Regions from separate parts of the Mus musculus genome. Here all the other regions are linked to region 3. Evidence: chromatin loops called from intact Hi-C (ENCODE). Cell type or tissue: gastrocnemius. All regions are shown on one strand.

The links. Peaks named below come from ENCODE experiments on the same cell type or tissue, not always from the same donor. Only the 100,000 strongest peaks of a DNase experiment are listed, where the experiment ranks them.
Region 1: a loop joins it to region 3, with 6 times the contacts of the local background. A loop is called at or near these places in 24 of 42 quality-filtered maps.
Region 2: a loop joins it to region 3, with 2.5 times the contacts of the local background. A loop is called at or near these places in 6 of 42 quality-filtered maps.
Region 4: it touches region 3 in a loop (2.5-fold over the local background); 4 of 42 quality-filtered maps call a loop at or near these places.
Region 5: a loop joins it to region 3, with 2.3 times the contacts of the local background. A loop is called at or near these places in 4 of 42 quality-filtered maps.

What each region holds. Positions count from the first base shown.
Region 1 is chr19:4,741,036-4,746,035 of GRCm38, reverse strand. It overlaps Sptbn2 (spectrin beta, non-erythrocytic 2), which reads right to left. Exons shown (of 37, transcript NM_021287.2): 20 at 3,440-3,703; 21 at 1,764-1,988; 22 at 1,481-1,570; 23 at 667-927; 24 at 448-578; 25 at 52-256. It overlaps Gm21992 (predicted gene 21992), which reads left to right. Exons shown (of 3, transcript NR_157185.1): 3 at 1,169-3,123. Among named protein-coding and RNA genes, the nearest start is that of Rbm4b, 13 kb to the left of the region's middle. In gastrocnemius, a CTCF peak has its summit at 2,317 (motif pointing right); DNase peaks (open chromatin) are centred at 189, 825 and 2,310.
Region 2 is chr19:4,586,621-4,591,620 of GRCm38, reverse strand. It overlaps a transcript of Pcx not described here. Among named protein-coding and RNA genes, the nearest start is that of Pcx, 5.2 kb to the left of the region's middle. In gastrocnemius, a CTCF peak has its summit at 2,324 (motif pointing left); a DNase peak (open chromatin) is centred at 2,315; H3K27ac peaks cover 163 bases.
Region 3 is chr19:4,495,538-4,500,537 of GRCm38, reverse strand. It overlaps 2010003K11Rik (RIKEN cDNA 2010003K11 gene), which reads left to right and starts at 1,955. Exons shown (of 2, transcript NM_027237.2): 1 at 1,955-2,294; 2 at 2,924-3,750. The coding sequence starts at 2,019. The coding sequence ends at 3,022. In gastrocnemius, a CTCF peak has its summit at 2,861 (motif pointing left); DNase peaks (open chromatin) are centred at 2,237, 2,855 and 3,452; H3K27ac peaks cover 610 bases.
Region 4 is chr19:4,852,255-4,857,254 of GRCm38, reverse strand. It overlaps Ctsf (cathepsin F), which reads right to left and starts at 2,090. Exons shown (of 14, transcript NM_019861.2): 1 at 1,769-2,090; 2 at 1,459-1,557; 3 at 1,101-1,185; 4 at 947-1,008; 5 at 668-743. The coding sequence starts at 1,987. In gastrocnemius, a CTCF peak has its summit at 1,971; a DNase peak (open chromatin) is centred at 2,102; H3K4me3 peaks cover 2,021 bases; H3K27ac peaks cover 2,129 bases.
Region 5 is chr19:4,845,669-4,850,668 of GRCm38, reverse strand. No RefSeq gene overlaps it. Among named protein-coding and RNA genes, the nearest start is that of Ctsf, 7.0 kb to the left of the region's middle. In gastrocnemius, a CTCF peak has its summit at 2,983; no DNase peak of the experiment used is centred here.

The DNA of each region.
Region 1 (5,000 bases), 250 kb before region 3:
TGGTCTCCCTGCAGGCCTTGATCCTTTCTGTGCTAGTCTGCAGGCACTCACAGTCACGTGCTCATAGTCTTGGCCCAGTTCATGGGAGGCTGCCACAACTTCACGCTCCTGTATCCACTGTTCCAGGTCATCCAGCTCTCTGCGGAGCTGGCACAGCCGGAGGTGCTCCTGCAGGCGCTCGCGCCGCTCTCCTGCCAGCTCCTTCAGGCTGGCGTACAGCTTGTCCACCTGGGCTTGGCGTATTGTTAGTCTTGTGCTGCAGAGGTAGAGAGAATGGCTTGCTCTGTGTCACCTAACTGCTCTGTCTGCTAACTGCTTGCCAAGTCCCTGCTTCTCCCAACTTTCTATTCTGTATGGCCATAGTTCAGAAGATGTCACAACCCCTACTTTCCCAGAGCCAGCCCTCCTCTCCTCCAGGGTCAAGGCTCATGATACTCACACACTCACCTCTCTGGATGTTCATGGTCAATCATATCTTGACTGCTGGCTGCTAGTTGTTTGATGGTCTGGGCATAGTCAGCAAGGGCTTGTTCCAATACCTGATGCTTCTTCACTTCTGCCTGGGCGCTCAGCTCATCCTGGGAGAGGGGAAATTGAATATCAGGCAGCAGGGGCTTGGGGGTAGAAGAACTGGCCGCACAAACCAGCCATTGCTCTGACTCTCACCTTGGCCTTTTCCTGGCCCATCATGTGTAACTCCTGCTCACCCATCCAAGCCTCGGCCTCTGCAGCATCACGATAGAATTGCTGGGCTCGAAGAGCTTCCTCCAGCCGCTTGCCCCGAAGCTCCAGCTCATGGCTCAGGCGTTTCCACATTTCTTGGAGCTCAGCCAGCTCTGGACCTGCTGCTGCTGTTCCCAGAGTGCGCTGCCTCTCTTTGAGGTCTGCAATCCGGGGCTCATGGCCCTGGATCTCCTTCTGCAGGGTCTGTCCAGAGCAACAGAAGACACACTGAAAGGCTTGCAAAAGGAACTGCAAGCCTGTGTCCCCTTGGACCTACCTGCTCCACCTTGAGCCCTCCAGCCCTCCCTACATTCTTCTCTTTTCTGAATCCTCTCAAAGACTCTTTGTCAAGACTCCGGAGGGGGACGGTTGGGTGGGTGGGGACGGTTGGGTGGGTGGGGGACAATGTGATACCCCTTCAATCCTCATTCTTTCCTATCAACAGAGGCCACTCTCCCGAGTGTGGGGAAGAAAAATCAAGTCTAGGGCTACAAGCAACAAGATAATGCCACAGACACCCTATCATAGGGAAAAACAAAGGAGCCGGACATGGCAGCATACATGCACCATTAATCCCAGCAGATAAAAGTGGATCTCTTTGAGTTCAAAGCCAGCCAAAGATACATAGTAAGGCCTTATCTCCAATCAACAGCACTCACCCTCTACCTCCCATCACCACAAAACAAGGGAAAAAACAAAGGTCTGAGTGAGAAGATGCTCTTGGGAACTTTGTTTTCACCCTTGCCCTTGGCCTCACCTGGTTTTTCTTCATGAGAAGCTGGACACTGGGCAAGTCCTTGCCATGTTCCAGAGAGCTGGCCATGGGAAGCCGCTCAGTCACCCACAACTGGAGAGAAAAAAAAAGGTTAATAGAGCCGCAGAGAGGAGCTGTCTACAGCTACAACTGTGTGTGTAAAGGGAGCTATCTCATTCGAGGCCAGGGAGCCTTGCAGGACATCCATGAACATCCCAGTGCCCAGGAAGTGGGCCCGAGAGCCACACGGCTGGGAGCAGCTTGCCGTTCCATGCCCGTGACTCACTATCTCATCCTCCACATCCCGGTGGAACTGGTGCTGCTCCCGGGAGGCGTGCAGGCGCCGGCAGCGTTCTTTCATGGGTTGACACAAGGCCCTGAACTTCTCCTCCACAGCCCTTGAGGTCCTTTCTACCTCCCCTGCACTCTGGTCTTCCTGGGCCAGGGCCTGGGCCTGGGCCTGTATCGCCTCTACCTCCTTCTCTCTCACAGCCATCTCTCGTTCCAGCATCTGCAAACGTGAGGAGATAAGAGAGATCAGTGCACATTTCTACTTCAACTCCTAAGACATAAGCCTGTATCAAACCAGCCATGATTTCTGATTCCTGGGGCCTCCCCACGGGAAAAACAGCCTCTTACGGTCTGGGTAGTTCACACACAATTTTTTTTCTTTATAAAAATGCCAGGACTATGTGACAACTGTGCATATTATGAACTCATTGTCTCTCAGTCACAAATCCACTTTAGCCTTCTTTGAGATGCTCACCTAGACCCCCCCGCCCCCGCCCCCCATAAGCATTTTTCCCAAGCTGGTACAATTGGCAGCCTTGTCAGAAGAGGGCGCTAGAGGAAAAAGCACAAAACACTGGAGCAGGCATGCTTAGCTTTTTGCTTGGGCTTTTTTTTTTTCAGAGTACAGGGATCTAGTGCCTCTTTCCCCTCCAGGGAAAGGAATCCTGCTATTCCAGGATTCTTAGGGTCAGGGAATCAACAAATACAATCTATTTACTAAATTAAGTATATTGACGCATTCCTCGTAGTATTGGGCATTCATTCATTTATTTATAATAAAGACAAAGTTGAATTGCTGTGACAAAGATCATATAACCTACAAAATGTAAAGTATTGTTTAGCTCTGCTGAATTTTTTAAATATGTATTTTATTAATTTGTGGGTGTATATGGATTTCTCTCCTACCATGCAGGTTCTAGAGACTAAACTCAAATAGTCAGGTTTGGTGATAAACATTTTTACACACAGAGCTGTTGGTGGTCCTATTGTCTCTTTACAGAGAAAAGGTTTTCTGACACCAACTGTAAAATTCTTTTTAGACTTGATCTGGCTTAAGTTGTAATTTGTTTCCTCCAAAACTTATGCTGAAATCTGGACCTCAAAGTAAAGTGTTGACAAGCAGTAGAGGGCCTTTACAAGATGAGTGGACCATTAAAGGGATTTATATAGTTCCCACGAGACTGGATTAGTTACAAGAACAGGTTGTAAAGTGACGCTGCCTCTTGGGTTTTGTCTCTTTCACATGAGCTAATTTCCATTTTGTTCTTCTGTCATCTTACAACACATCAGAAACCGAGCAGATACTGGTACTACACCCTTGTTCCTCCAAAACTGCAAGCCAAAATAAACTTTTTAAAAAAATAAATCACCCAGTCTCTGGAATTGTATTGTAGCAACAGAAACAGATTGAGATAACACCTTTAGTAATAACACCTTTTACTAATGAGTACTTTTGTTAAGCTAACGTTTCCTTGTCCATGTTATTAGTGTGGCCTGTCTCCTGACTTCCCTAACTGATACACAGCCCTAATAGACTGTGACGGAGTCTTTAATTATGATCACTGTCAGAAATGCTATGAGACATTTACCAGGCCTCCTGAATTTCAAAAGCTAGGCACCCTCTTCCACAGGTTGTCTGACTGTTCATCTCCCCAAAGGCCCCTTGCATACCTGTTGCTTCTTCAGCAGAATGTTGACACTGGTGAGGTCTTTGCCATAGTCATCTGAGTGCAGCTGGGCCTGCAGGCTCTCCAGCCAGCTCTCCAGGGCAGAACAGCTTTGAGCAAATAGCTCTGCCCGGTTGGCATCAAAAAGACTGCGGGCCTTGGCTTGGGTAGTGGTCTCCAGTTCATCCCAGCGCCGGTGCAGGTCCTCCAGCTTCTCTGACACTACGACTTTGAGTTCTGGCTTTTCAAGAGTCAGCTCCCGCCCTTCCTAGGTGACAAGACAAAAGATGTGTAAGTGTCAAAATCAGACTCCACTGAATGTTGCAGGCTGATCACAGGCCAGGGATCTGAGCAATAGAGAGCTGAAATGTTCCAGGTAATTCTAACGTCCTGTGTGAGGCAGGCTCATTAATAGTCTCTCCCCAGAGGTTTTGAAAGCCTTCCACACTGCTCTTTACTGTTGACCACGCTCCACTCCCTTTTCAAGATCAATCTAACTCGACCCTCCCTTACTTAGGAAGCCACTGCAAGCTGGGCCTGGTGGCTCATGCCTGAAATTTCGCACTTGGGAAACTGAAACGGGAAGCTATAAGTTTAACGTCAGCCTGGTCTACACAGCAAGATCCTGTCTAAATAAAAAAACCTTTAAAGCCATTTGGAATCTTCTACTATTATGTTGCACACAGACTTTAATTATGTGCTGTCATTTTATGTTTCTTAACTCATGTCTCCTCCCTTGCACTAAAGCACATCTCACATGGTCTTCCCAGCTTCAGCCTCTCAGCTTGAAGACATGTTTCTATGGGAGTACAGGAAGCATGAGTGGTGAGTCAGAAGCACTCACTCCCAACCAGTGGCAGACAGGGGTGACGGATGGATACGCAGCCACTCTGTGCTCTGGGTGGGGTAGCACTGCGTCAGGTTCTGACGTCTCTCAGAGTGCCCCAGTAGCTCTGCGCTCCAGCAGCCTGCTGCAAACTCTGGCATGAGGGAACTCGCATCTCCTCTCCCACTCCGTGGGACTAGGGATCGAACCTGGGCCTCACACAAGCCAAGGACATGCTTTACTCTAACGAATCCTGTCTGGACTACTCTCTCTTCTGTCTCATCTTCTCGCTCCCCTCCATGGCGTTTTGGGGATCACCTCTCCTGAAGTTGGGCTGCTCCAAAATTCTGGTTCCGGAGTCTGCTTCTGAGGCCATGAACTCAAATGCTTTGTTCAGGCCTTTATTTTATTTGACTGTTGGATGAAGAGGATCAAAGGCTGGTTTGTCTGGTGCTGCTTCAAAGCCTTTAGCACGCTCCCAGCATAGTGATTCATGCTTTTTCTGATCTTGCCCAGGACACTCGTCCTACCTTTGCCTTGCCATACTCTGTCATACAGGAGCCTTCTGTGCTCCAGGCAGGCTGATGTCCTCCTTGCTCCCAGTCCTCCTCACACTTCTGGTTTTCTGCTTATCATCACTCTTTCCCTGGAACCTACTCCTTCTGCTTGCTCACATTCTCTTTTCCTTCCACGGATGGCCCCAGTGCATCCCTTCATCTCTGCTTAGTGCCCAGGCTTT
Region 2 (5,000 bases), 91 kb before region 3:
GATGCCCCAGTGTAGGGGAACTGAGGGTGGGGAGGTGGGAGTGGGTGTGTGGGTGGAGGAGCACCCTCACAGAAGCAGGGGGAGGAGGATGTGATAGAGTGTTCCTGAGAGGGAGGGAAACCAGGAAAGGGGATAACATTTGAAATGTAAATAAAGAAAATATCCAATAAAAAAGAAAATTATAACATTATATCGAAATAAAATAAAATAAATTGGAGGATTATAAAACAAACAAACAAACAAACGGGAGAATAGACTGCTGTGACTGCCACTGAGGACGTGTAAATAACTCCTCTCCAGCCACAGTGAATGAGCCACAGTGAAGCGATGGGCGTCTAGCACACCTGTTTCTACCTTGTTACTCAAGGCAGCTCTTGGGAAACTTTTCACCTCATCCTGCTCCAGTTTTCTCCAACACTGGATCTATGAACTCAGCATTCCTCCTTCCAGACAGAAAACCATAGAGCTGAAATGGTGCCTACAACAAAATGCCAAATGAGGCAGGGCAAAGGTCCTAACATCACAGGCGTGAGGTCTGTCGCACTGCCCATGTGGGTTCTACAGTGAGGGGTGGGGGAGGCAAGCTCCCAGTGTCAGCAGGTCACTCTACAGGGTCCTCTCCCAAGCTCCCAGTGTCAGCAGATCACTCTACAGGGTCCTCTCCCAAGCTCCCAGTGTCAGCAGATCACTCTACAGGGTCCTCTCCCAAGCTCCCAGTGTCAGCAGGTCACTCTACAGGGTCCTCTCCTTCAGAGGCGCTTTTACAGTTGCTTTAGGATGAACTGACAGCAGCCAAATATGAGCACAATATCCATGCTTCCCTCAGAGTGGGAGCTCTGAACTAATAGGCATTAAGTCCCCACTGTGGAACTGAGCTGTGACTTTCATCAGAAACATAGTGTGACAGGTATTTAAACACTGAAAATACCCAAAATAGAAAACCTACAATTAAAAAACAACAAAAACAAACCTCCTGACCTCCATCAACTCAGGGTCTCCCTCAACACCCTGCACTGAACAGCAGACAGCAACAGTGCCAGTGGTCACATGTTCCAGATATGTCAGAGAAGTTTCAATTTTCCCAATAAATCATCAAATGTCCCTAGAAATTCTGCTTCTTCAGACCTGAACTATATCTTGCAGGCTGCCTCCTGTAACCAGAAGCAGCCAGCATAGAATTCCATGGTCAGGCCTGTTTGAGCCCAGATACTATGGCTACTATACTGCTGAAGAAATGTGCTCCCTGATAGAGCAGCCTGGCTGGGGAACAGGGCAGGAAGCCCTGTAAGTGCCGCAGTCAAGTGGCAGGCCCTAGAATGTTCCTTCTAGAACATGCGCGGCTTTGATCTTAACTATAGCTGCTTTTACAGAGTAGGTAGTAGAGGGATCACAAGGCAACATCCTGCCTCAGGCACTGGTAGCCAGCTGTCTCAAGTCAACTACCTGTGCTGACTCAAGTGTTCTGGAAAGCAGCCAGCTGTGCAGTAAGAAGGAAGAACAACTCAGAAATAGGCCCTAGTATCTACCAAACTAACCAACAAAACCTATTTCCCTCTTCCTAGCACCTGGCCTTCCCATGCTCCATTCCCACTACCCAGAAATCTCAGCCTCAGTCTGTCCTCTCCCTGGTGCTTTGGTATCAGCTACTGTAGCCTAATGACATGTCCTTTCATCTGTCCCTTTTGGCCGACAGATCCTGGGGCCCCTGTGGTCGTGTTTAGTTTACCATGAAACATCCTAGAGAGAGCAGTACATCCACCAGAGGACGGTGGCCAGGGAGGAACGCTCGGCCGAGATAGGGAGGAACGCTCGGCCAAGATTTTCTGGTTCACCCAGCCTGCAATTGCCTGCAGTGGCCCAGGATGACTGGTGTGAGGGAGGCTGGGAAGAAGGAAACAGGCTTTGTTGGTTAGTTGGATGTAGGGGTGTCACAAGGTAACAAGAGAGGACAAGAGAAGACCACAACAGGGACCCCCAGCCTGAATGTACAGCTTCAGCAAAACACTAGAACATTATGGCAGCTTGAGCTCCAAGGGCTCTACGTGGCCCTGGGTGGAGCTGGACCACTTATAATCATCAATGGCTGTATATGGTCCCACAGTGCTCAGCAAGCCTCCATTCAAATGCTACAGGAAGGGGAAGCCTGAGTATCTGCTGCTGCTACATAGAGCTTCTATGTGTGCAAAGAGACTCAGAGATAGGAGGCAAGAGGGTAGGTATCTCAATAGCCTGGAGAATAGTAGGAAGAGGATAAGGGACAGGTCACAGGGACTGCTGATATGGAGATGGCTGCTTTGTCCCTATGCCAGGCCAACAGTGCCCTCTGGTGCAAGAAGCCATCACTGTTAACCTGCTGCCCACACCCCATCCAAACAGGAAAGGACACTTGCCCTGATTTCTCCATATCCTTTGGGAATCTGAAATGAAATGCTTTCCTAGACACCCATATCCCCAGGTGGCTCTGACAGTCCTATTTGGGCAGCTATGGTCCCTTGAGCCACTCCATTCTCACCCACCGAGTTCCCATTGAGAGGCTCTCCCTGGAATGAATCTACATCCTCAGCAAGGTACACTTGACGTCACAACAACTGGCTGATCCATCTGTCTCTTCTTACTGGGCACGATGAATACGTCAGGCACAGTAACTTTAGCCTATTTGTTCCTCTACTATCTCTGTAACACTCTACATAATACTTGGCACCAAATTAAATATATGCCTGGGGAAGGCAATAAAGAATGAATGCATGGTGAATGAATGAATGAGTACTCCAGGTCACACAGTGAGAAGAACCGTGTGAGGCTGTTAAAATTCATTCAGAAATATTGTGGAGCATTTAGCAAAGATTAATAAGGTACAGTTCCTTTTGGGAACAGTACACCCAAACGAATAGTGTATAAAGTGTCCTCTCCACAAAGCTTAGAACCCAGTGTGCTGCTGGCAGGACACAAGAAAGGGCAAAAGAGCAGGGCAGTAGAGAACACCTGGCAGACTGAATGTTTGCTTCTGCCCCAAATTTACATGTTGAAACCCTGACCTTGGACTTCCCAGGCTCCAGACTACAAGAAAACACGTGTGTTGTTTATAAGCTCCCTGCTCTGTGGCATTTGTTAAGGTAGCCCAAATGGACTCAGACACAAGCTAAAGGTGGGAACTAAAAAAGTCAAGTTTCAGAGCTGAGTGTGGTGGTGTTGAGAAACACTAAAGTCTCAATCCTAAACAAGACTGGGCCATGTCTTTGGTAAGGCAAAGCAGACAGCAGATACTGGCAGATGGTCCAGGAAGTTTCCAGAGTCATGTTGGCCTGCTCTCCATCCATACACTCCTCTTTCATGGTTTAAGATGGTAAAAGGCCTTGGCTGGATAAGAGCAGGACTCTCAGAAGCTTTGAGGGACTCTGGGATCTGGTAAGTCCAAGACACATAGCCTAAATTGAGTCTCTTCAAAAAGATACGTTAAAGTCCTACAGCTCTGATTATAACCTTATCTACAAATGGAGTCTTTACCAAGCAGCTCGGATAGATACTGGATGGCATTTATAACCCAATATATGCCTGGTGTTCTTGTAACATGGAGAAACATGGACAGTGACAGATAGACAGATGGAAAATAATATGAAGATGCAGCCAGCCATGAGACTATAATGATAGGTCTACAAGTCTAGGAAGCCAAGCATCGATTGCAAACATAAGAAACTGGAAGAGGTCAGAAAGGACTCAAGGCCTTAACGGATAGGGCCTTATTTGATGCCCTCCAAAATCTTGGGTGTTTTAAGCTTGTCAGAGTTGGTCTTCTGTTGTGATGACCCTGAGAATCAAGCAATCAGAGTTCTCACAGGTGGCCAGAACTCTGTAGACCCTATTATGGGGCTAGGAATACATCCAAATGTACAATAGAACTCTTCTCTCCTCTGCTCATCCTGCTGCAGGTTGCAGCTGCAGCTGGGGTTTCAGAGCATGTAGCTATTTAGGACTGGCTCAGCCGGGGAAGGTGAGTGGGAGGCAGCAGAAAGACAAGTGAACAGTGATGCTGTGGCACACGGGGCTGCTGGGAAAGCTGGGCTGAGCCAGGAGGAAGGCCTCTGGGGTCAAAGACTTCAGAGTCAAGCCATGGAAGACAAGAGAAGGGGAGGAGAAAAATGGAATGAGGAGAGAACATCAGAGGAGGAAGGCCAGGTAGAGGTAGGGGGCAGCAAGAGTAAATCTAGTCAGCGTCACAAAGGAGCCCAGGGCAGAAACCTGGGCTCTGTCTAAGCCAAGAGTTTGCATGCTGGCAGAGGGAGTGGGCTGTGCCACAACCTCAGAGGATGCTATGGAGGAACCTCACAGCACAAGAGGAGGTGTGCTGCTATTGGCAGGAACCATACTACAGGGTTTGGGGAAGGAAAGAGTGAAAGTGGTTAGTAAGTCAGGAAAATGTTCTAATGCCTGTGAGACACCTGCTAAGAGGGAATAAGAACCCCACACAGGTTGGGAGCAGGGAGGAGAGAGGCAGGGAGTGGACAGGAAACAAAAGGCAAAAGGACAGCACCTGTTAGAAGGGAGGCAGAGGCAGGAGGACAGCACCTGTTAGAAGGGAGGCAGAGGCAGGAGGACAGCACCTGTTAGATGGGAGGCAGAGGCAGGAGGACAGCACCTGTTAGATGGGAGGCAGAGGCAGGAGGACAGCACCTGTTAGAAGGGAGGCAGAGGCAGGAGGACAGCACCTGTTAGATGGGAGGCAGAGGCAGGAGGACAGCACCTGTTAGATGGGAGGCAGTGGCAGGAGGGAGGGCAAACTCTGGGTTCCAATAAATCAAAGATCACAGAAGCAGGGGAGGTAGAAGCTGGGAGCTCCCTGAGGAACCCAGAGAGCTTGTGTTAACTGCCAGTTTCAAGATGGGATGGACAACTCGATAGAAAACTCAGCCAGAGCTAGATGGGGGAGTTGTCCCCAGTAAGACAACATGGAAACACCCATGGACGTGTGGGCAGGTCAGCGCAGAGAGAAGACACAACACAAA
Region 3 (5,000 bases):
TTAATTCACACAATGACCTGAGTTCTTTTTGTTGTTGTTGTTCTTGTTGTTGTTGTTTTGCTTGTTTGTTTTGTTTTTTTGAGATAGGGTTTTTTGTGTGTAACAACCCTATCCTGGACTTGTAGACCCAACTGACCTCAAACCCACAGAGATCTTCTTGCCCTTGCCTCGAGTGCTGGAGCTCAAGGTGTTTGGTGGTGGCCTGCCTGGCTCTAGCTTGAGTTCTTTGTCACTCTTACACTGAGGGAACCAAAGAGAGAAGAAGGATGCAACCCAAGGTCACAGAGCTTTAAGCAATGAAACTGCAGTCTACCTAGAAGACAGTGGTCCCTGGAGCCTGAGCTTTTAACCATGTGCTTTGCTAGAATATTGAGGGCAAAGCTAAGGCTGGAGAAATTTAGTTCTCCTGACCCTGGCACTGTCCTGTTTTCTCTCTCTCTCTCTCTCTCTCTCTCTCTCTCTCTCTCTCTCTCTCTCTCTCTCTCTCTCTCTCACACACACACACACACACACACACACACACACACTCTCACACACAGAACCTGCCAGGCTGAGGATGTAGCAGAGTTGGCACAGTGCTTGCCTAGCGTGCACAAGCATCAGTGTTCCATCCCCAGCACTGTCTACACAAGGCATGGTGACCCATACTTGTAATCCAAGAATTCAGGAGGTGGAGGAGGGCAGAGATCAGGAATTCGAGATCATCCTCTGCCACATAGCGAGGCCCATCTGGGCAACATAAGACCCTGTCTAAGACAAAAGTCTGGCACTGAGATAATATTTACTATAGGTCATTTTTTTCTTTGTGTCTCTGTATGGTGTGTGAAGGGATTATGTGTGTGTGTGTACACTCGCACACATGTGTGTAATCTAGAAGTTGACACTAAGTGTCTTCCTCTGTCATTCTCTACCTTTAATTTTTTTCCTCTTAGTTTTTGAGAGAGGAACTAGCTGTGTAGACCAGGCTGGCCGAAACTCACAGAAATTCCCCTGGCATGAGCACTGAATGAGCCACCTTGCCTGGCCTCACCTTTTTACATTTTCAAATTACATTTATTTGTGTGTGTGTGTGTGTGTGTGTGTGTGTGTGTGTGTGTGTATTGTGTGTTCTTGAGAGCCACAGCGCATGTGTGGTGGAGAGAGGAAAGCCTGTGGCAGCCAGTTCTCTCCACCAGGTGAATCCCAAGGATCAAACTCAGGTTGTCAGGCTTGTCAGCAAGTGCCTGTACCCACTCGACCACTCCTTCCCCTTAGTTTTTGAGACAGTGTGTCCCACTGGGTCAGGAGTTCACCAATGCAGCTCAGACAGGGACTGCAAGTCCCAGAGAGTTTCCTGTCTCTCCCAGGTCTGGGATGACAGATGCATATCCACCTTTCCACAGGGGTACCAGGGAACCCAACCCAGATCCTGTGCAGCAAGCACTTTATGAGTGAGCCGTCCCCCCAGCCCCTGCAGGTCACGATTTTGGATGTGTGCCGCTGACCTCCAGAGCACTTTTCACCTTGTAAAACTGAAGGTCTGGAGCCATGAAAACAAGTACCGTCCACTGTCCAGCCCCTGCCTTACCCGATTTCACCCTGGTAGTTACGGTTTTGACTGTTGTAGAATGAAGCTATTCTGTTCTCTGTCCTGTTGTAGAAGTAATCTTTGCTTAATGTCAATGAGATGAGTGGTACGGCCAGCCAAGGCCAAGGCCAGAGGAGGCCGGCAAGGTCTCCAGGGTGGTGTGGTCAGAGAAGGCTGTCTGGAGGGAGGAGGGAAGACAATAGGAACCAGCCTAGCATTCAGAAGGATCCCGAGCTGGAAGCCAGCCTGCGCTGTATAGTCCCACAGGGTGAGAAGTCAATGGAGAGAATGACTCAGAGATATTTGGCCTCTGTGGCCTGCCCTTTGGTTTATGACAGCCACCTCAGCAGCACTGACCTTTGTCTACAGGTGATCTCCCATCATATGAGTGAAGGCACCAGGCCATCTCACAAAGCTAGTGGCTTACCGACCAGTGCTAGCTTCTAGGATCATGGGGACCAGCCTGCGTAGCCAGTCCTTTAGAGAACCCCGGCCCTCCTATGGGAGGCTCCATGAGTCCCAGGGGAGGTCTCTGGATGGCCGACTCCACAGAGCACTGAGCCTCAGACTGGGCCGTGAGAAGTCCAGGTCGCAGGTCCCCGATGGCACGGAAGGGCTGGAGGTCTCTGTCCAGGAGCGGCTGCCAGGGACCCTGGGAGACAAAGAACAGCTGATCCAAGGCCAGAGAGGAGGAGGCAGCCGGCGGTGGCTGAGACAGTACCAGCAGGTGTGGCTTCAAACTGAATTATCACTTTCATGGGGAAGGGTGGGGACTCCGGGCAGCAAAGGGTTAAGAGCACAGCTGACCTGAGGAAAGCCAAGCAAAATACCCAGGAATTGAATGCATTTGACTAAAAGCAGTTGTGATTCCCCTCACCCCTGTGGGCACTGGGGATTCACTGAAGGTTGGAGGAGGGTGGGCAAATGGGGTCTGGGTGGAATATGGTCAGAGCTGTTTCTGTTTTGAGATGGGGTCTCGATAAGTAGCCCAGAGTGGCCTGGAACTCTTGATCCTACTCAGTGTTCTGAGTGCTGGGAGTGCAGGCATATATTACCACACAAGGCTCTGAGAGCTGTATTAAGATGATTAATGTAATACTATGTTGCAAGGGTGACTAGAGCAGGAGGCAGGCAGATTGGCCAATGCAACTTCTGGCAAATTACCGTCTGTACCTCTCACACAGGATGAAGAGTAGATTTGCCCCACCCCTCCTGGCCCTTCGTCCCAGGGGGAAGGGTCTCCCCTCCCCCCAGGAGTTTAGCTTCTCTTTCATGGCTCTACCCCCACCTGGTGGCTGTGAGTGGAACACCACTTGAAGCCACTGCTATGATGTTTCTCCTACTTTGGTCTTCCAGCATGTGAAAAGAAGGTGGAGGAGTTTTGTCGCCAGCTTCCCCAGTGTGACCCTGAGTCAACCAGCCTCCCCAGAGACCTTGTTGGACACCAACAACTAAAGCTGCTGTGACTGTCCCTCACTCCACCGGCTCTGCTCCTGTGTCTTTTCATCTGCCCCTGCATGGCTTTTCTGGACTCTGAACTGCTCCAGCTTTTGAACTTTGTCTTGTGACCCAAGGAGGCCTCTGCCACCAGATCATTCAAAGCCCCCATGTGGCTGCTCTTCTTGGTTCTGGCACCTATCTCTTAGCAAAGATCTCCATAGGCCTGAAGAGGAAATACCTGGCTCTCTACCTTTTGGGTTTAAAGACTCCCTGGACTGGCATTTATGAAGGTCTTAGGGACCTACACAGAAATGAGAGTAGCAACTGTGACCCCTTGGCCCCACAAAGACCAGCCACCCACTTCCAGGTCAGAGTTCAGTGAAGCCAAAGAAAGGCTGAGAACTTCCTGAATATCACCTGCTCCCAGGGCCAAGCTCCACATGGCTTTCTGGGCAGCTGCCAGTGACTGGCCAAGGCTTGGGCCTCCCTCATAGACTGTGAGCCTTCACAGGCTAGGACCATGTCTGGACTGTCCTGGGGGGGTTGCTATATGCCTGAGAAGCCCAAACATGCATATGGCTGCCTTTGGACTTCATGATATCCCGATGAAGAAAGCAGGGAAGTCTTCTCTCCCTGTGTGACAGAGGGAAACTGAGGTCAGGAGTGGAGAAGAGACCTTCCTCCTACACATACACACTGCCTAACACTGGGGTTGAACCCATTAATAAAGCCACTGACCTGAAGGAAAGTCTTTGTCTAGTGACTAATGCACAGGCTCTGGGCCTCTCCCAGGTTCAGAGTCCACGGCCTCACTCCGAAGGGCAATGCAGTGATGGGCTCCTTGTTTTCTCAGAGCTCAGAAACCTGGTAGGGCTACTAAAGGCACACAAGAGGTCCTGGTCCTGGTGGCCATTGGGAACTTGTGTGTGTGTGGGGGGGGGGGGTGTGGGTGTGGGTGTGTGTATGTGTGTGTGTGTGTATGGGTGTGTGTGTGTGTGTATGGGTGTGTGTATGTGTGTGTATATGTGTGTGTATGTGTGTGTGTGTGTGTGTGTGTGTATATGTATATGTGCATGACACAGTGCACATGTGGAGGTCAGAGGGCAACTTCCATAGTTGGTTCACTCTTCCCTATGCGACCCAGGTGGATCTCAGGTTATCAAGGGCACACAGCAAGTGATTTCCCCACTGAGCAATCTTGCCAGCTCTATCTGTTTATTTTAAGGTAAGGTCTTGTAGTCAAGGCTAGCCTCAAACTCATCATAAAGCCAAAGCTGGCCTTGTACTCCTGATCCCCCATCCTTTAACTCCCAGATGCTGGGATTACAGGGTTGTGTCAGTACGCCTGACTCTTGACCTTCTGGCATGGCTTCCAGAGCTGTGAGTGAGCTTCTCAAGTTTCTGATTTGGGGTCACTTGTGCCAGAGGACATGGGAATCTCATGTGTTTGGGGGATTTTAGCTGGAGCAGAGACCACTGCCTTTCAGTAGGGCTGTGACATTATCAGTCTGAGTCACACATCCACAAGGCTGTCTCTCCTTGCACTTGCTGTGAATGTCCTTTTCAGACCATGCTGGCTGCATTGTAGGCGTTCAGGAAGTACGTATGGCCATGGTGTGATTGAGAAGCACAATCTGCCTCCAAAGGCCTCAGACCGCAATGCCCAGGCACTGCATGCATTTGCTGCAAAGGACTCCTTTCCCTGCTCCCCGCTGCCTCCCACATCCCTGTTGTATACCCAGCCCATCTTTCCACTTCCATTGGTTTTATTATTAGATCTAAATACACTGTAGCTGTCTTCAGATGCACCAGAAGAGGGTGTCAGATCTCATTACGGATGGTTGTGAGCCATCATGCGGTTGCTGGGATTTGAACTCAGGATCTTCAGAAGAGCAGTCAGTGCTCTTACCCCCTGAACCATCTCTCCAGCCCCCTTCCTTTACAGGACAGCCAGGCTCTGTAACAGCTGCCTAGCCCCTCCTGCACTTGGAGC
Region 4 (5,000 bases), 360 kb before region 3:
CCCAGGAGAGGTTACCGGAAAGGCCATGACAGAGGAAATCCAAAGGAGAAAATCTGGTCTAAGTCTTACCCATCCTGCCTAGAGGGATGAAGCCCATGGTTTCCGGTTAGGAAGACAAAACGGAAGGAGGAAACCAGGCCACTCCTTGACAAGATGACTGCCTAGAAAGCTGGATAGGACCCTAGGGATATGGGCTCCTTGAGAGACACAGGATCCTTTTTGTTTGGTTTCGGACCCCTGGACCAGGGACTGAGGTGCATATGTTTCATATCAAGGCAGACCTGGCCTCCAGCTTCTCCCAGCACCCCTCAGTCCCTACCCTGGCATACCCAGAAGCTCTTCCAGACACAATCCAGGCATTTTGGTCTCCTCACTCTCCCTTTTCTCTTCTTTTCTTCTCTCTCTGTGTGGGCCCTTTCTCCCCTTCTCTCCCTCATCTCCTCTTCCCATGGTGATTTCCGTGGCCTAATCACTGGGGCCAGTGAACTCGCCAGAGAGCAGCTTCCCAATAAACCAGCAGTTAATATCATCTTATCTGCCTTGATCTGGCTCAGTTTACCACCGGGGAAATAAGGTATCACTGTGTACTTTATCTCCTTAGTATCAAGGTGCCGTGACGGGAGAAGGCCCAGGCCTGACGGAGACAGATGACAAGGCTGGGGCCTACCTTCCCTTGATTCATAAGTCCGGTTATAGGTGGTCATGAAGTCCTTGAAGAGTGGAGCCATCTTCACAGAGAAGTCCTAGGAAGGCGGAAGGATGTTCACTTACAAGTCCAGCCAGACCCCAGTGAGCTGACTGAGCTCTACCCTGGAGGACCAAGACAGGGAAGTCACTATGGGAAGAGGAAGTGAGGGGGAAGAGAGAGAAGGGGCGTGCAGAGAAAGAGAAGAGAAGGGAAAGAGGATTAAGGGGCCTTTGTCTCTCCTCGACACAGGGTCTTCACCTGGGGCAGGGGATCCTTGTCCAACAATGGAAGGAATGAGCTGAAAGTCGCATTTCTAAACTCTGGATAGGGTCGGAACAGAGAAGTAATTAAGGCTGGATTCTGACTCAAGTATGGTCTGGGCTCTCCCAGTCTCCTTGAGCAATCCCAGCACCTGTGACCTTGGCATTCACTGGGCTACAGTCCCTCCTCAGCAGCAAGTGTTCTTTTAGCTCTTCCAGGACTTCAAAACTGCAGAGCTGGAGGCATAGAAAGAAGACGGTCTTGGGACAGTTTGAAACAAGGTCCTGGCAAGAGCAGCTAGAAGTTCCTCAAAGGAGAGCCACATGGAAGGCAGTCATAACTTGGTGAAAGAGGGAGGCCAGCAGCAGACACCCAGCACCCCAACACCCACCCTTTCAGAGCATCTTGGTCTCTAACTTGGTATCTCAGGAGTAACCAATGCCTCGACAGGACCCACCATTCCAATTGTTTGCCAGCTAGGGCCAACAATAGCTGACCTCTTCACTCACCACTGTTTTCTTCGTCTCAGGCAGTGGGCACACCAGGGGATCATTGCAAGGTGGCTCCTCTAGTGTGGCTTCCAGGGAGAACAGAGAGCCCTGGCCGGCCTGGATGGAGAAGAAGTTGGGGCTGGCCCAGCCATCCCCTCCCCCTTTACTCCTCTTAGGAGACCATTGCCCATCTGTGCCTCCCTACCGGATACAGGTCTAAACAGGTCCTTCCCTCCCCTGTCCTGGCCATCATCCCAAATTTAAGCCAAACTCCACCTTGCACCATTCCTGGGCCCAGGCCCCGCGCCCGCTCCCCGCGCGTCCTCACCCGGCGGACGCGTCCGCGCACCGCTCCTAGCACGGCCCTTGTCCCCGCAGCACGGCCGTAATTGTACATGTCCAGCGCGAAGCGGGCGGGGGCCAGCAGCTCCTGGGACGACAAGTTCCAGGCCTGCTCGTCATCTGCCCAGGGCTTGGCGGGGACGGGGCTCAGGGCCACAGTCGAGAGCAGTGTCAGCAGCCACAGAAGCTGCAGTAGGGGCGCCATAGCGAGGTCGAAGCTGCTCGCCCGGATTCACTGACCCACAAACACACGGATCAAGAGACCCGAGGCGGAGCCTGCTGTCAGAGGCCACAGAGAGTTTCCCTACAACGTTGGAGAACGCCGGGGCGGCCAATGGGCACCGATTCCTGGCGCTTGCGCGCTCGCTTATTTACGCGAGGCACGTGGACCACGGGGTGCGGGATGCGGGGGGGGGTGGGTGGGGGGGTGGAGAGGGTGGAGTGAGGGGAGAGGACACTAGGTTGACAATAAAATAAGAATCTACGCCCTTTTCTATCTTACGCAGGAAAAGCCAGATCCTTTTAACCATGGCAGACCTGTGAGGTCAGTGCAGTCCCATTGCGTAGATAAAGAAAAAGAAGCTTACAGATGACTCTGATAAGAGGTGAACCCAAACAATTGGTTCCTCAGCCTGCCTTCACGGTGTGATCTCACCTTTGAGGCACCTATTGTCATTCACCAGACGGTCAGTAATATTATGGGTTGTGGGACCAGAGGATGTAGGTAGTTCAGTGGCTAGTGTTTGCCTAGCTCTCACAAATGCCCTGTGTACCATCCCCGAGCACGGAATAAACCTAGCCTGGTGAGGCACTCAGGAAGAGACAGAAAGTTCTGAAGTTCAAGGTCATTCTTGGATACCTAAGAGAATTTGAGCGTAGGCTACATGAGTCTGGCTGTTGTGAGGCTTAAAAGACATCTATATAATCAACAAAGCTGTGCAAAGGGTGGATCGTACCGTAAATCACTTAAAAGCACTGTGTTCCAGGACTGCCAAGGGACAGCGTCACAACTGAAAACAGAGGGTGGGAAAAAAATCTCCAAAGTGTAAAAATGTATGAGGGAATAACAAATTGAATCATAAACCAAGATGCATTCTCGTAAGCCTCTGCACACTTGGAGAGGGACCGGAAAGGAGGGTTTTTTATTATTGAAAGGGAAATGTCCATAAACTGCTTGGATACAAAAATCCATTGGTTTTGTATCGGAGAGGCAAAAATTATCCTCAGCTCATTGAAGGAGCTGTCGTATGTTATCTAAAGCGGTTAAAATCAGCCTTGTCACAGAAATCTTGTGTGTACGTGAGGAGTGTGCAGGGTATGTATATATGAAGGAGTTTTTTGAAGTCTTTAAGACAGTTCCCTTGGTTTGTTTGTCTTCAAAACAGGGCCTATGTAGACTGCTACATCCACTCCAGTAGTGACATGCATGACAGGCCAAAAGCCTGGATCTTGCCCAGGGCCTGCTTCTTTTGTACCACCCCGAGATTGGAGTTTCTGCCTTGTCCTGCTTCCCTATTACAACCTAAAGATTGAGGCTTGTTTCCTTGTCCTTGGCCAATGTCAGATTCCTGCCTAGCAGTACCCTATAGGTCTCTCCACAATGTATCCCATAAAGAATGCATCTACTGGGGCTGGAGAGATGGCTCGGGGGTTAAGAGCACGGACTGCTCTTCCAAAGGTCCTGAGTTCGATTCCCAGCAACCACGTGGTGGCTCACAACCATCTGAAATGAGATCTGGCTCCCTCTTCCGGAGTGTCTGAAGACGGCTACAGTGTACTTAATATAAATAAATAAATAAATAAATAAATAAATCTTAAAAAAAAAAAGAATCGTGCTTATCACTTTAAAAAAAAAGAATGCATCTACTGTATTTATAAACAGCACTTCTATGGGAGAGAAGTTTACGTGACTAGATCACGTTTGCTCTTTTGAGTTTCCTCCTACTTCAACACAGATAATTGAATAGTGTGCTGTAGGCATTTTTATAGAATGTGCATGGCATATTGTAAAGAATTGTTCTCAGTGTCCTCAGCTTCTACCTGTTCCACCCATTGGTGTTAATTCTTGAGGACTTTTACTTAATCAATTATTGCAAATAGATACTCATTTTTGATTTTAGAAAAATGAAATATGCACATTGTGACTATTGATACACTTTTAGTCTTTCTAATTACAACTGCTTTAACAAGAAAAGCAACTAAAAGTATAGTCAGTCATTGCCTATGTTGATTTTTTTTTTTATGCTTGGTGTTCCAAATCAAATTAAAATAGATATTGGAACTGGCTATTACAGCCAAGCATTTGAGATGTTTTGTCAACAATTTAATGTTACCCATGTTACTCATATTTTTTTATAACTCTTAAGGAAAAGATACTGCGGAGCTTTAAATATATATCTTCAAAAATTTTTTTAAATTTGGATGCCTAAAATCTCTCTGAGTGTCTATGGCACTCTACAACCAGGCATACTCATGAAATGAAAGGATCCACATACTGGCACATGACATGATACTGTTCAGGTATTTAATATGGGGAAGAGGGCATTTTTGTGTTTTCTCCACAGAATGCTGCAGCAGGAGCATGCTAGCTGCCAGAGTGATTGGTGAGACAAGCTGATGCTGGGACAAAGACTGATGCTGACCTGTGAGCTGGCTGAGTGCCCTGACAGTGGAGACAGGCAGACTGTTTTGGACTTGAGTTCCTGATCTCAGATTGGACAAACTGCCTTGCTTCAAACTTTTAGCTTGTGGGACTGAGAACATGGAGACTGGAAACCGCCTTCAAAAACGTAATCAAAAAGAAGTTATGACGAGTCTTCTCTTTCCTTTAATGTGACCAGTTATGCCTACTTAGTCATGCACTGTGCCGATAATCAACCCAGCATTAGAAATTGTTATTTCTTCATTTGGAAGGCTGATTCTGGTCATTTTAGAGACATATTTGAAAGTTAGCTACAATTCTCTATGACGCTATGTTAGCAGTAGATTGAGACAGGATATAGCAAATTTTAAGGCTAGGTTAGCAGATATTTCAGATATTAGCAGAAGTCATTTGGACACTTGGAACATTGATGAATTGGCCAGAGATTTAAAGAATCACCTAAGTGCATTGAATCCTGTGGATTGGGTTCAGTATATAATCCTGCTTGCTATTATTATTGGCATTACCTTATTAGTAATTGTTGTGTTTTCACTCATCTTTAGAAGTTCTTCTGAGA
Region 5 (5,000 bases), 350 kb before region 3:
GCTGCAAAGATCACCCCAGTGCAGATGTTAACCTGGGGCTTTTCTTTGCCCTTTTGCTCTCTCTAACAACAGGGCATCTCTACGCCTGCCCTAGCCCGTTTAGCTCCTGAATCAATGACACAGAGACAAGCTGCAGGTAGCATGCTGGGCAGATGCTCGTCTACTGAAGCCCTCTACAGCTGCCTACTTCCCAGCGGTATCTGAGTCTTGCTCTGGCTGGCTCTGATCCATGTGTGTCCTCACGGTGACTCCTGGCAAATCCTCCTGATCCCTCCCTTCCTTTCCTTTTTTCTTCTCTGCTTCTTTCTTTTTGCTTGGGCCCCCCTGACTGGGACTGGAAGTCTCCTCTTATTCTCTTCTGCCCATTTTTTTTTTTTTTTTTTTTTTTTTTGAGATAGGGTTTCTTTGTATAGCCCTGGCTGTCTTGGAACTCACTCTGTAGACCAGGTGGAACTCAAACTCAGAAATCCACCTGCCTCTGCCTTCCAAGTGCTGGAATTAAAGGCATGCACCACCACTGCCTGGCACTTCTGCCCATCTTTAGGCAGAATCAGCTCTTTATTAAGCAATCAAAGGTAATGGAAAAGAAGTTTTATACATCACTGAGACAGGAGATGCTCCAAATATCATGACAATGTCTACGTCTAGATTGCAAAGAGACCTCTGGGCACAGCAATCAGCATCTGAATACAGAGCGCACCCCCGCCCCCATCACAGCTGGGCCTCTTGGTAGGAGTGGGCAGGACATGAGGCCCTCACTTGAGCATTCGGCTACCCTTCCAACCAGTTGTTTGCAATTCTATCCTAATTGCACATGGGTTCATAGTCTCTGGGTAGGGCTAGAGCAGTGGTTCTCAGCCTGTGGGTTGAGACTCATTTGGGGATCAAACGACCTTTTCACAGGGTTTGCGTGTCCCAAAATCCTGCATATCAGATATTTACATTATGATTCATAATAGTAGCAAAATTACAGCTATAAAGGAGTAACAAAAATAATTTTATGGCTAGGGTTCACCACAACACGAGGAACTGTATTAAAGGGTTGTAGCCTTAGGAAGGTTGGGAACCACTGGTTTGAGGATATGGTTTTGGAAGGACTAGGGACAGAGCTCCACTTACTTATACAGTCATACCTGTTGGCTTACATACAAATCCTCTGGCTCCTCCCAGGGACCTAGCAATAAGGACCTAGCAATACACTGCTTGCCATTGCTTGCTGTGCACTAGCCAGATGCAGCAGCAGCCATGTACAAAAAGGATAGCTTGCTACTCCAGCCCCCCGACTCTCTACCCCCTTCTCATTCTCTTTTCTCTCTCTGTTTCACATGTTCCCAGCTGGCCTCTCTTTCTTTCTGTCCTTTTCAGTCCCTGCTTTCTCTGCCCACATGGCTCTGTCTACATTTACCCCTTCTCCGGGTCCTCACTCCCCTCCCCTCCCAAACAACCCTCCCTTCTGCCAGGTCTGTCACCTGCCTCAGGGGACACCTCGGTGTCGGCCTGCCAGCTAACTCCTTGCACCTGCTGCTGCTGCATTATATTTCTTTTTTTTTAAAATATTTATTTATTTATTATATGTAAATACACTGTAGCTGTCTTCAGACACTCCAGAAGAGGGCATCAGATTTCGTTATGGATGGTTGTGAGCCACCACGTGGTTGCTGGGATTTGAACTCAGGACCTTAGGAACCTTAGTCGGCACTCTTAACCGCTGAGCCATCTCACCAGCCCTGCATTATATTTCATAACAGTTAAGATGCCTCATGCATGCTGGTGCAGCGCTTCCAGCCTCCAGGGCGGCTGCTCTAAGGTGCTCCTAATTTAGCTTCTCACCCATGACTCTGAAGAAAGCCTGATAAGCTCTGATTCTGCAGTGAACTTTGGTGGGATAGGGTCTTGCTTGGCTGTTGGGACCCTAGGAGCAGGGTAGATATTGAGACAGACATGACTTGCATCACCCCCCCAGGAAAGGAATTTTAGCCAAACATGTGCACACACGAACACACATACACAAAAGAGAAATGAAAAAAAAAAAAAAAACCAAACCAACCAAAAAACAAATTATAGCTAGATATCTTGTAAAGTGCAAAGTGAATTTAGAATTTTTGATATAACATAGAATGATTAAATCAAGCTATTAACCTATATGTCAACTCAAATGTTTGATGTTTGAGGGGATGAGGATATTCGAGACGTATTCTTCCTTGGTCTGTGGAGATGTACAGCACTTATTAGCTGTACTAGACCTCAAAGGGGAAAAATCTAGACGCTTAACCTTCATAATCTTCTAAAGAAATTTCGACACTTAACCCTCGTCTGACGCTTAAAGCTTCATGACCTTTGACTTTCATCTCCCCACAGCTCCCCCACCCCTGCTCTGCCCCATGCTCTGCCCCTCCACCCCTAATCTGGTAGCTAGCCGTCAGTCTACTCAGACTCTGTGAGTTCGTTGCTTTAGATCAAGCGTGTGAGATAGTCGAGGATTTGCCTTTCTGTGCCCAGCTTACCTCACTCAATGTTTTCCCGTTAAGTGACTGCTGGCTAGTATGCATTTATTTTGAGGATCCTTCCTCTTCCTTGCCACTTCTAAATTTCCCATAATTCGTACTCTTTCTTTTTTTTTTCAATTTTTTATTAGGTATTTTCTTCATTACATTTCAAATGCTATCCCGAAAGTCCCCTATACCCTCACCCACCCTGCTCCCCTACCCACCCACTCCCACTTCTTGGCCCTGGCATTCCCCTGTACTGGGGCAAATAAAGTTTGCAAGACCAAGGGGCCTGCCTCTCTTCCCAATGATGGCCGACTAGGCCATCTTCTGCTACATATGCAGCTAGAGACACGAGCTCTGGGGGTATTGGTTAGTTCATATTGTTGTTCCACATATAGCGTACTCTTTCTCTTAGTTGAACTTTTTCTCCTTCAGGTGGAGCGAGAGGAAGCTGGGAGTCCACTGCTGCTATGACTCCTCACTGGCACAAGGTGACACTGTTGAGGTTGAATCCTGCACCATCCAGTGTTAGAAGCCCTGAAACTCCTTGAAGGCCTGGAGATTAAGATTCGAAGCTCCCACTCCGAATATGCAGACCCCTGCAACTTCCCCATGTCGGAAACTTGACTGTATAGTTTGTAGTAGTGGGGAACTGTGTTCATGCTTTCCCCCAAAAAAGAATCAGAAAAAAAAAAAATTAACAATTTGAGATATGGTGGTACACAGTTTTAACCCCAGCAGGGGTGTCTCTGTGAGCTCAAGGTTAGCATAAGCGACATAAGGAGTTTCAGAGCAGCCAGGACTACACAGAGAGAACCTGTCTGAAAAAAGGAGGAGATGGAGAAGAGTTTGTGGCTGTACTGGCTAGTTTTGTGTCAACTTGACACAGCTGGAGTTATTACAGAGAAAGGAGCTTCAGTTGAGGAAATGCCTCCATGAGATCCAACTGTATTAGTGATCAAGGGGGAAAGACCCCTTGTGTGTGGGACCATCTCTGGGCTGGTAGTCTTGGGTTCTATAAGAGAACAGGCTGAGCAAGCCAGGGGAAGCAAGCCAGTAAAGAACATCCCTCCATGGCCTCTGCATCAGCTCCTGCTTCCTGACCTGCTTGAGTTCCAGTCCTGACTTCCTTGGTGATGAACAGCAGTATGGAAGTGTAAGCCGAATAAACCTTTTCCTCCCCAACTTGCTTCTTGGTCATGATGTTTGTGCAGGAATAGAAGCCCTGACTAAGACAGTGGCCATCCTGGGCTACGGAGCTAGTTCAGGCTGAGTCGGAGCTGCAGGCAACTTTGTCTCGGAAACAAAGACTCATGGATTCGCTTTAAGGGAGGATTAGATTTAACGGAGGGTCAGCTGTGAAAAGCACGTTGCAGTTGCAGTTGGCAAAGCATGGGCAAACACTGACTTGATTAGTACTAGACCCACCAAACCGGAGCAGCACTAAGCAATGGATCCTGAATATATAAAGAGCCCTGAGAAACTGAGAAAATAAAAGCCAAAACCTGGGGGAAGGGGGCTGCAGAGATGGCTTGGTGGTTAAGAACACTTGCTGCTCTTGAAAAGGACCGTGGTTTAGTTCTCAGCTCCCACATGGCAGCTCACAACCATCTAAAACTCCAGTTCCAGAGTAGTCAATACCCCTTTCTGGCACCATCCAAACACCTATACACATAAAACAATTTAAAAATTTTTAAAGGTTAAAGAAATCAAAACCTTGAGTAAGAATAAACATACCATGAAAAAGAACAAACTAGAATGAATATAGACCAACATGGATTTATCCTTTTAGAGAATGCTCTTAAGTTTCTATATGAGAAAGTGTTACAGAGTTTGTGACCCCTGAGAAAAGACCATAGACCCAATCCAATTATAATTAACAGGTTTACTGATTCGCTGCCACTAGGATAACCAATCTCTGAGTCAAATTTGAGATTGCCATGAAGGAATGGTTTGGGACTTCAATATCTATGCAAGCAAGCAAAAATTGTTCTGTTCTACCAGGTTAAATGATTAAAGCAACTCAAAACAATATTTGGGTATCTGTGCAAGTTACAGAAAAAAAAAGCAGTTAGTCATATCATTATAAGTAGATAGTCACGGCTGTACATTTCTGGGTATGTGGGAGGAGTCACTCAGTCAGGGTTACTGGGAACTTAACTTCCAGGGATTGTGACAAATGGCTGGTGAGACAGAGACAAATGGCTGGTAGGTACCAAAATGAATGTCTAGCATAAAATAGAGCTTCTTTAGTCATTAACACTAAATCTAAAAAGATGAAATTGGGCAATTTGAAGCTAAAAATAACGAAACTCCAAAGCTGTGATGGATCTAGAATGTCATGGGCAATTCAGTGAAGTGTGCTCAAGGCTCAGGACTCATGGCTCAGGGCTTGGGCTCAGGGCATGTCCTCCTATGGCATTTTTTTTTAAAACAGGGTTTTACCTTATAGCTACAGTTGAACTTGGAATTCACTATCTATCTCAGGCAAGCTTCTTGGCAACCCTCCTG